Regions from separate parts of the Homo sapiens genome. Here region 1 is linked to region 2. The links are chromatin loops, found by intact Hi-C in ENCODE. Cell type or tissue: breast epithelium. All regions are shown on one strand. Links, peaks and the distances in the headings refer to the core of each region. The heading gives the core; the rest is flanking DNA. Region 1 overlaps FBXW7 (F-box and WD repeat domain containing 7). Region 2 overlaps FHIP1A (FHF complex subunit HOOK interacting protein 1A).

Region 1 (5,392 bases), core at 205-5,204, 830 kb after region 2:
GTAATAAAGTTTGTAATAACCTTAACCATTTTGACACGAAAAAAAGATGTACCAATTAAAGAATCTTAAAAATAAGACTGTTCGGTAATCTCAGTTTTGTTCACTTGTCATATTGAAAAATTAAGACTGTAAAAATTATCATAAACATTCATTTTGAAAGGATGACACAGAGTAAGGGCAAAACTGCACTGATCTTGGTATTTTCCGGTTTTTATGAATCCATTTATTCTCATTTTTATTGTCAGACAATAAAAATGCATTTTTCCTTTTAACTAAACATATTCCTTGACTTCAAATATAAATCAGGGCCAAGAGCTTTCATAATATAAGAGATTTTGTATAACACATGTAAGAACATGAACTGAAAGAATAGTTCCAACTTAATGAAGCAGTACCAACCATCCTTTAAAAAAGCAAGATATAGTTATGTTATCTTAGAGAAGAACAAACTTCTAACAGTAACACAGATTTTTAAAACTCACAAATTCAGACAAGATTTACAAAAACAGTACTATACTGCCCCTACATGTTCATATTAGTAGCAACAGTGACATTTTAAAATCTAAAGTGATAACGCAGAGATTTCTATGGATTATTGAAAAGCTGTTTAAGCTGAAATTGTTCCCAAGTGAACTATATGAAATCACCCACACATAAAAATGTAATTAAATAGCTCATAAGTTTCAATTTTCATGTTCAAGACTAGCAAAGGAGAAGAAATTTAAGAAAATCCCATTCAACATTACCATAAATTTTCTCAAATCCTCAAAACAGATTTTCCCATCATTATATGAGGATACCACAAAATAATCATAAACAAATGGCTAATTAGCCATGTGCTTTTGGGATAAATATTTAACCTTTTCTGTCTCTTTTATGTATGGGGTGGGGAGTGCTACCTTTACTTGAGGAAGAAAGTTCAAATTAAAAGTCTTGATTTAGTTGTGAGTAAATTCCTAATGAATGCAAACATGGAATTCCACTATAAAATTAATGTTTCAAGTTAATTATATCAAAATATTACATGTATAGTGGATCACTGCAATGTTTTTAGCATTATCTACACTTGGAGGTGCTACTTTCAATGGCCACTTTCAACTATTCTCTCTCTCAAAGAAAAACAAATATGCAAATAATGCCAATGTAGTAAGATGTACGTTTGAGAAATGATGGCTCTCCTAAGAAGAAAAGCCTGCTATTTTATGGTTCGATAGCTCTGAAAAATATTCAGTATAGAAAAACAGAATTACAAAAACAGTATTAATATTTGAGAAAGACTCACTGCTTCCCCCATTCCTAAATTGCAATGAAGTTTATAAATATATAAACACAAGACACTATCAAAGTCACAAAAGAAAACTTTATTAATCTAAGATATTGACTTAAAAAAACCCTACTTTAATAATTTTACCCTTCATATTTTAGGAGTAAAACACTATATATACAAATAAAGAGACGTGCTGCATCAGCAGGTACTTGTGAAAGGAAATAACTGAATTGAAACTGCTAACATTTAGAATGTCATCAACTTTACCAAAAATGCTGGGCCTTTCCACTATTATTTCTATAGTAAAATTAATATCATCTTTAAAAATCTTAAATTATATCTACTGTTATTTATACCAAAATATAACACAAATATATCTACCATAAATTTTATCTACCATTATATAACTAATTTATATGTGAGATACATGCTAGTTTCTGCAACCTTCCATAGTGGCATGGAAAAAGACAAGAAGTCTAATTCTGATCCAGGAATAATTCAGAAAGAAATCACTAAGCTGTGCCTGATAGAATTATTAAAAACACCAAAAGAAAGTTGTTTCACAAAAATATTTAAAAAGGGAGTTAAATGGAATCCTATTTATCATTTCAGAGCATCAAAATAATATTTTGCTTGTAATAGATACTATCTAACAGTATTTGAAAACCGGCAGATTATACATTTCAATAAGGCCACTAACTTAATTCTATCAAATCAGGTAAATTGTATGTACATGTATGTAGTTATGTATACATATGAAAAAACTATAATACAAATTATCACCAAATGATTTAGAAATGAAAAGTGTATAATTTAATAAAGGAGTCTGATGACACACTGTATGTTGGCACAAACTGCCTCTTGCCTTGGAGGACTTCTCAGGACCGCTAAAATGTTGAAAGGACTTTTTTTCCTGTTTTGTTCACTAATGTATCCCAAGTGCCTAGAACTGGGCCTGGCTATTAGCAGATGCTTATTTGTTGAATAAATTAATTAAGCCATGTTCATCTAATTTTGATATGTGACCATGAAATGTGGATGATGAGACAAGTCTCTCAGAGACATGAAGGCATTTGTGGATTCCTTAAGGGAAAGGTGTGCTGTCTTATTCATCTTTGTAACAGTAGCAACACACACAGAGAGTATGCATACTATATATCAGCAGATTAAAATTAATTTTGTGGTGTTAATTTCCCATGGAAATACTGGGACAATTAAAAAAAATGTGGTTGAGGTTCTCTACACTCATTTAAAGAATAAGTCTATTAGCATGAGCTGTATTTTAATCACTGAAGAAAAGTAATATAAAAGCTCCAAACTATCATTGTATTATATGGTTATAATAGCCTATAATTAGGTTAATAAACTTTAGGTACTCATCTATATATGTATGTTTTAAAGTATTTAATATGCATGTACTCAGAGACTTAAGATAAAGCTTAGACTACTCTGACATTTCAAAGTGTGTTCAGTTTTTTATGAGTGGGTGACAGTTGTAAAACTCTAAGGTCTCTGGATTTAGTTCCATGCTCTTGGAGACAGCTGTGTTCCTAAATTCAGAATATTTTGAATTGTAGAAAGGTAACAGAGTGCATATACTATTTATTACAGAGCACTTCCAGTATATCACACATTAGTGTTTCTCCAGCAAAATATATGAATATTCAGATAAATAATAAAGATGACTGTTTTATGTTAGTTTGGGTTAGGTTTTGCTACCTTTATTTTTAAATTTTCAGTTTTCAGAGCATGATGGATTTCTGCTTTGCAGACAAGGGACTGTGGACTTATTTCACACTTGTTTACCTTGCCAGGAGCTTAGTTCCAAGTTTATTTTTAGCATATTTTTCATCTGTCTTCTATATTACAAGCCTCAACATTAAGTTAGTTTCTGTAAAACCTAACTTAGTTTATATTTACAAATTTAAATAGCCTTGCCCTTTGATGTCAAAATTATACAAATTGTTACCTAATTAAAAATTTGTTACATAAAAGACAAAATCATACAAGTTGTTTCCATAGTGTAGTTACAGATTTATAAATCATGTGCTAAGTCGCTTTGTACTCCTATCTGACAACTAGGGCACAACCCAATACTAAAACATCATCTGATGACAAAAACATACAGAAGGCAGTATTATCAGTAATTAGATATTGAGACCATCATAAATTGTTGGGAAAGGTGAGAATTACACATTTAAAATTCCAAGATTATATGGCAAAAGTTAACCCTTAAAACATTTGGACACTAAGGGTCTGTTCAACAAATGCCTACTCCAGATCCGTTTCCTGCAGTGGCTGTGATGCTGGAATAAGACTGCTTGAGTTAGTGTCCTAGCTACATTACTTACTAGCTAAGGGGCAAGAACCTTCCTATGCCTGAGATTCCTCACGTGTAAAACAGGTAAAATACAATACAACGTACTTCACAAGGTGATTTTAAGGATTAAATGAGTTTATGTATAGAAAGTAACTAGAGTAGTGCCTCTTCTACATCCCAAATCATACCTTATTCTATTACCCTATTTTACTGTCATCAAAATATTAACAGTAGTATTTATTTTCTGTCTCCCCAAACTACAATCTAAGCTCCATGAGGGCATGGCCTTTGTCTATCAAGTTCACTGTTATATCTACAGTTTCTAGGAAAGTTCTCTACTCTAGGTGCTCAATACGTATTTTTTCAACATTAATAAATTGACGGCAAGATGTAATTTGCAGCAGTATACTTAATATGAAAAAACATAAGACAAGACACGATCCCAAGCAATGATACAAGTTCCCTCTATCACTCCTCTGATCACCTACTTAGCAAACATCTTCATGTTTTAATTCAGGGTTACTGTGAAGCCCTTCCTGAACCACTCATATTGAGCTCTGAGTGCCTCCTCATACTCTGACAGTACTTTGTACGTAGGTCCATTTAAGCAGTTATTATTTTGTACTATAATGGTTTGTTTGTAGTTTTATCACTGTGACTTTTCATTTGTGCATGGGCATGGGGGATCATCATCTTATTTATAGCCGGTGGCTTGCACAGCACAGAGAATGCAAAGAAAACCGACAATTACATTGCTTACTCATGTTGATGCATGATGTGTGAAACATTCTTAAAGAGAAAAAGACCAAAGGATCTAAAATAGAATGGTCTGATATGTGATAACTGACAGTAATTAATGCCTTTATTGATAAAGTAAGTAGTGACCATAAAAAACACCAAAGGATCTGGAAATGTTTATATTTTCCAAGTACCAATGGAAGATATATGCAAGTAAGAGAAGCTTAGAAAGCCACATTTTAGTTTCCTCACTCAAAAACAAACAAACAAAAACAAAACAAACCAAAAAAACCCCACCACAAAACAGGTACCCTATTAAATTCCCTCTCTAAATTTGCTCATACCACCACCCTATTCTTTCTTCTCTTCAAAGTACTGTATTTTTTTTCTCTATTTCAGCATTTTCTGATATTTAGGAGCTACTCTAGACTCCCAAAAGTACCACCTAAATGACTATACCATGTGTGTTTCTTTTTCATTTTCAAAATTAGTACATAGTAATTACTTTTAAAATTAAGTGTCAAACTGTATCTGAGTTTCGTTAAATTTAGAAAATGAAATATTCAAAATCACAGCTGCACAGTCACTTAAAAACATTTAGTAAACAAAAACAAGCCACATTCTTACAGCACAAAAATTCCTTAAGGATTTTTCCAAGTTTAACAGACACTTCAATGAATCAGCCATAGAAATATTTATACTAACTTTCTCCTGCATATCTCTGGAAGCATAAAAAGGTATTAAAAATAACCTCTGAATTGTAAGAGTTTATAACCTAACCAAGGAGATATCTATACAAAGTTGTCATATAACATCATTGAGCAGCCCATATAGTATGCCTAAGGACCAAAGATAACAGCAATAATTGAGGACAACAGTGGATGAAACCAGTGCCAGAAGGGAGGTTTCAAGAGAGAGGTAAGCTGGACCATGAGGTCATGGAAAGGATGTAGAAAAACAGGCACAAATGTAACCAGTGGATACCAAATAGACTAGTTACAGGAGGGGGGGGGATGATGCTGGCTTTTAAAACGTTTTATATTTCCGTATGTTAAGGAGGTATCAAT
Region 2 (5,392 bases), core at 84-5,083:
CTCATCCCTTAGAGACCCTCTAACATTGGTCATAATTTTGCAGCTTGAGGTAACTGTGTTAGAAATTGGGTTGGAATATCCTTTGTTTTGTTAACAACTAGACTATTGTTTTTTCCTTTTTCATATCTTTAGCTGGAGAATGGTACAGCTCTCTTTTATTTCAGGCTGTCAGAGCTTTTCTGAAATGTTGCAATCCTGCTTCAGAATAGGGGCATCTGAGTCTTGGCATTCATCCCAGTCATAGCCTCTTTTGCCAATTCTTCCACAATTTCTGTAATTGTAACATGTAAAAGAACTCTTCATCCTGACCAGGAAGGATGGTGGTGAATGTGACAGTGGGGATTCATGGGTAAGGGATAAATGACTTTAACTGAGTCAGAAGCAGCAAACTTTGAGGGGTTTGTATTTCATGTTGAGAACGTTCCCTTAGACCATAGTAGTAGTGGAGTATAAGGAGATGGTTGAGGGTGAACTCTTTAACCTCATGGCCTGGTTTTTCATCCTGGCTCTTCCCCTTACTAGTTGTATAAGCACAGGCATGTTTCTTAATCTCTCCTTTCATCAATTTCTTCAGTTGTAGAATGAGGATAATAATAATAGTACCCATTTTATAGCGTTGTTCCAGGATTAAGTTGTTACATGTAAAGTGCTTGGTATAGGGCCTGGTAACTGCTCATAGTTGTTAACATTTTTATTATTTCACCTCTTGCATCTGTCCTGTCACCTGAAGTACTTTTTAAAATGCAGATTCCTGGATTTCCATTCCCAGACCTTCCAAATCAGAATCTGAAGGGATAGGGCCCTAGGAATTGCATTTCAGAAAGATTCCCACATGGTTCTTAGGAATGCTAAAGTTTTTGAATAGTTACCTTGAGCCATTACTATTTCTCCATGGTAAGTGAGCTCTCTAGTCTTTCTTTAGAGATGTGGTTGGGTACTTCTGCAAAAGCGCATACCTCCTCTCTAAGAACACTTCTGGTGTTGCCAGAAACTAACCAAACTTTCTATACAGAGTCAAGTTATGGCGGAACTGTGTATCTAGCTGGCTCAGTGGCATGCACACTGGGGTCAGGCGGATGTGAGACCATAGAATGTGATGAGTTCTATGACAAACTAGAGCATGAATGTTATATTCAAAGGTCTCCAGATGAAAATAAAACATAAATCTGTGGGCTGGATTCAGTATTCTGGCTGCCAATTTGTAATAGTTTTACATAGGTATGGAGCAGTGTCTTTAGGTGAGGTTGGGAGGGAGAATATAAATTTGCAAATCTCTTTGTCAATTTTCTTGTAAGTGTGCTGCTCAAGGCCAGTATTTTTTCTACCAGCCGTTCTATTAGGGATTATTGTCCAGTGTAAATATTGCAAATTAAACTCTGGGGATAACCTTAGGCTATATAGATAGCAGTATATGCTTCCTTTTTCAAAAACGATGACTCTGTAGCACTTCTCCCCCAAAGGATGTGGCAGAAAGCCACAGATATTCCCTCTCTGAGAGACTTAACTGATACTTTTTTAAGCAAGAATAACCATGATTAAAGTTACTGTTTTAAGTTAGAGACTAGCTTTTGAGAATACAACTGACTTCTTTTTATAGTACAGTAGACGTGGCCAGGCACAGTGGCTCACACCTGTAATCCCAGCGCTTTGGGAGGCTGAGGCAGGTGGATCATCTGAGGTCAGGAGTTCAAGACTAGCCTGGCCAACGTGGTGAAAATAAAAAATTAGCCGGGCATGATGGTGGGTGCCTCTAATCCCAGCTATTAGGAAGGCTGGGGCGGGAGAATAGCTTGAAACTGGGAGGCGGAGGTTGCAGTGAGCTGAGATCTCACCATTGCACTCCAGCCTGGGTGGCAGAGGGAGACTCTGTCTAAAAAAAAAAAAAAAAAAAAAAAATACAGTGGACGTTCTCTTAACCAATCTATGTGGTTCCCTGGTTTACCAGTGCTTTCCATTCTCTCTGGAAAGTACATTGACTCTCATGCCCACTCCCTGCTGAGTGCCCTGTCTGGTAGGCTATTTCCCATGTGTGCTCAAGGTTCCAAACATTTCCTCCCACTGCTGAGTTGTGTGCATTGTTACAGTAATTACATAGTTTCATTAAATAACAAGTATACTGATGAAATATGTGTGTGAAAAGGAAATTGTTTATTTTGATGAAGTTGAATTAATTGGAAAGACTAAAGGCAACTTGCCATAAGATATTGGTGTCAAATTGGATGTGGAAGAGAGAACTCTAAATGATTGGCAAAGATGTTTAAAATATGGAAGGATTCTGCACTGAATTGATTCATACTGAGGTTCTTCTCAACTTCAAGTAACCTAAATGGGAAGTTAGGTTTATGCAAGAAAGACAACTTTGACCTTCAATCAGCAGACCTGTACTTAAAGAAATAGCCTTGGCCTATGTGAAAATGCTGGCAAATAAATTTGCTTTTTTAAGTTTCATGATTAAATATTTAAGATAGGAACATATGTGTCATTTTTTAAAATGATTATGTACCTTAAATGGTATTTTCTCTTAATCTACAAACCATCATCCCAGTTGCAATAGAGTTTCTGTAGTTCCATCCCACAGAGCTATATTGCTAATAAAATAGAGTAGTTGACCAAGACTAGCCTGCAGCCAACTTGGGAAGAGGATCTCTTTTTACAGAAAACAGTGCTTTCAAAAGCGGACTATCCAGAAATACCTCATATATTTTTTTAAGTTTGATCCTTTCACTTTATACCTTAGTTCTACCTAGTTTTAGCTTTTCAAATACTTAAATATAAGTAAGTATACATTTCATAAAATGGTAAAATCGACATTTTATCTTCCTGTGAAAAATTTCTCATTAAGTGGTGCTTATTCAATATAAAGTGATTCATTTTTAAGCTCAAAGGTGTTCAGAATACTCTACAGCAGTAAAATTGGGTATAATAAACTATCCTTACTTCAGACATGAACTGATAAAGAGTTTCTTATATAAAATCCTAGTGGTAAAAATAAGTTTAGAAAATAAAAAATATTAACAGTCAGCTTATATGGCCAAATCTTTGTTCTGCTCCCATTGTATTTTCTGGGTGTGTTTTGCTCTCCTGAGTCAGGCAGCTGCTTTGCTGCTTAGGTTATTCCCAGACTTCTCAGGGCTCCAGGAGCATGAGCTTCTATGGCTTCCTGGTCCAATGTTCCCCCGAGGCAGTGATGTTGAAGGTAGAACAGACAAGACAACTTGGATAAACAACTACATAAAAATTTTCCTTATCTTGACTTTGGCTCCAGTCCATGAGTGAGACACAGTAGAATAATATCCTCGTGCTTTTTGAGTATGTACGTACCTCCTAAAGCTAACCAGTGAGTCATCAGCAGACTACTTGATGAAGCTAGTGTTGTTACTTTTCTCTAGGGTGTTCATCTCTTCCCATTAAGGACTTTTTTTAAGATATGCTACACTAGTTTTTAGACCCTCTCTTGCATTAGTAACAAAAAGACTAGAGATCATTGTTTATTACCTGTGATGGTAAGTACCCAGGAATATTTGTTGAATGAATGAACTGGTTTGCCAGTCTCAACAGACTTGTATTTGCTAATAACCCTGAGTGAAGAGGGACATTATCAGTTAGGTTAATAAAGCATTAAGTTGAGAGTGGGAATGTTAATGCAGGCATAATGGAGTAAAATTGCCTGGCCTGAGCTGGTAATTGGAGTTTAGCCACTGCATATACATTTTTACAGTCCTTTATGTTTCTTTCTCTTTTCCATCACGAGAGCTCATTCTTTTGAGACTCATGTCTGTGTCATCAACATCCAATAATATTCATTAAGCTCCTGCATGCCAAGTACTGCTGGGTTTCGTCCCTTTTAATGAGTGTGACGTTTAAGTTGAAGGATAGGCTTTTATGCAACACTGCTTTGTCCTGGAAGGAGTAATCTGTGAGTACACATGATTTTGGCACACTGTTTTCCTCAGTTCAGTGAGCTAATTAGATCAATCACATATTTTTGTTGGCAAGCTCTGGCTGCTTCTTTAAAACAAGGGGTAAATCAGTGTGCCTTTATGCTGGGAGATGTTATCAGACCTGGGCTCTGTCGGTAGTAGCCATTAGTGGGTTCTTTTATCTTGATTTTGTAAATAGTTGCTCCTTTACACAATAGATGTTCATGCTCCATGATTCCTTGCTAATTACACTTTTGTCACTTACTACAGTACGCCTTTTCGGTCATCAAGCATTGCTTATGCAGAGTACAATTGAGACAGCCAAGTAAAAAGGGGTCCCTGGAGAATCTCTGACTGGCCTGTGCACTGGGAGGATGGGTTGGAGCCTTGGGAAGTTCACACCATTTGCAGTGGGGAGGAGCCTGGCCTCTCCTTTCCTGTTAAGAGGAACCTCTCTCACTTTGTTGAGAGGTTTTCTTTTTTTTCTTTTTTGCCCAGTAAATTCTGTTCCCCTTCACCCTTCAAAGTGTGTGTGTGGCTAACTTTTCCTGGTTGTGTGACGAGAACCCAGTTTTTTCTACAACACAGTGTTGTGTGTGTGGTGCTCTGTTTTGTGCTGCTCTTGGTTAGGTTTTTAAACAATGCTTTAAAAATAAGTAATTGCACAAAACAACATTTAAGGAAATCAAAATACATGGAAACTTTTTTTGTCCAGCCCTTGGTGGAATGTGACTTGTCCCCTCCACATCCCCTGCTTTTTTTTATTCCCAGTATTAAGTATTTGTAAGCTCTCTTAATTTTCCCTTCAAAGTTGTTTTGATTTGTCCCACTCTATATTCTCTTTGCTATCACCTGGCTTAGTCCCTCATCACTGTACTACCTGCTTTACCTGCAGTATTCTCTCTCTCTCTCAACAGCCTCGTTTGCCTCATGCCAACTTATCCCATGTTTATCTGCCAGACTCATTTCCTTACATCCCTCTTTTGTCCTACAATAACTATGCTCAGAATTCTTTATGAGCTCCCAGTTGCCTCATGAACTGGCCCCTGACTCCCTTGCCTGGCTGTCATTACTCGGTTCCATGAACTCTGTCAGTGGCAGTTCCTGCTCCTCAAAAGTCAGTTGTCTTCCCTGGGGGAAATAAGCTTGTTTTCCGCTCCCTACAGCATGGCACCATGGTTAAGAGCATGGGGGAGCAGATTTGCTTGAGATCAAATGCTGGTTCAGCCACTTACCTCAGGAAGGCAACCTCTCTGTGCCTTAGATTTCTCATCTATAAATTGGGCATAATGCTAGCCCATCCTTCATATACTTCTGAGGTGTGAGTTGTGTTATGTATCTGACACAGTAAGAATTTAGCAAAAGGGTGAACTACTATTGTTATTATGTTGCCTAAAATGCCCTTCTAATAATTATGTTAGCACTTATGTATTGCTACTATGTGTCAGATAGACACTGTTCTGAAACTCTTT

The links. Peaks named below come from ENCODE experiments on the same cell type or tissue, not always from the same donor. Only the 100,000 strongest peaks of a DNase experiment are listed, where the experiment ranks them.
Region 1: a loop joins it to region 2, with 28 times the contacts of the local background. A loop is called at or near these places in 4 of 110 quality-filtered maps.

The regions. Positions count from the first base shown.
Region 1 is chr4:152,369,559-152,374,950 of GRCh38, forward strand. The region is part of intron 4 of FBXW7 (F-box and WD repeat domain containing 7); the gene reads right to left. Among named protein-coding and RNA genes, the nearest start is that of FBXW7-AS1, 35 kb to the left of the region's middle. In breast epithelium, for the core only: no CTCF peak of the experiment used is centred there; no DNase peak of the experiment used is centred there.
Region 2 is chr4:151,537,691-151,543,082 of GRCh38, forward strand. The region is part of intron 3 of FHIP1A (FHF complex subunit HOOK interacting protein 1A); the gene reads left to right. Among named protein-coding and RNA genes, the nearest start is that of FHIP1A, 130 kb to the left of the region's middle. In breast epithelium, for the core only: no CTCF peak of the experiment used is centred there; DNase peaks (open chromatin) are centred at 3,171 and 3,841; H3K27ac peaks cover 928 bases.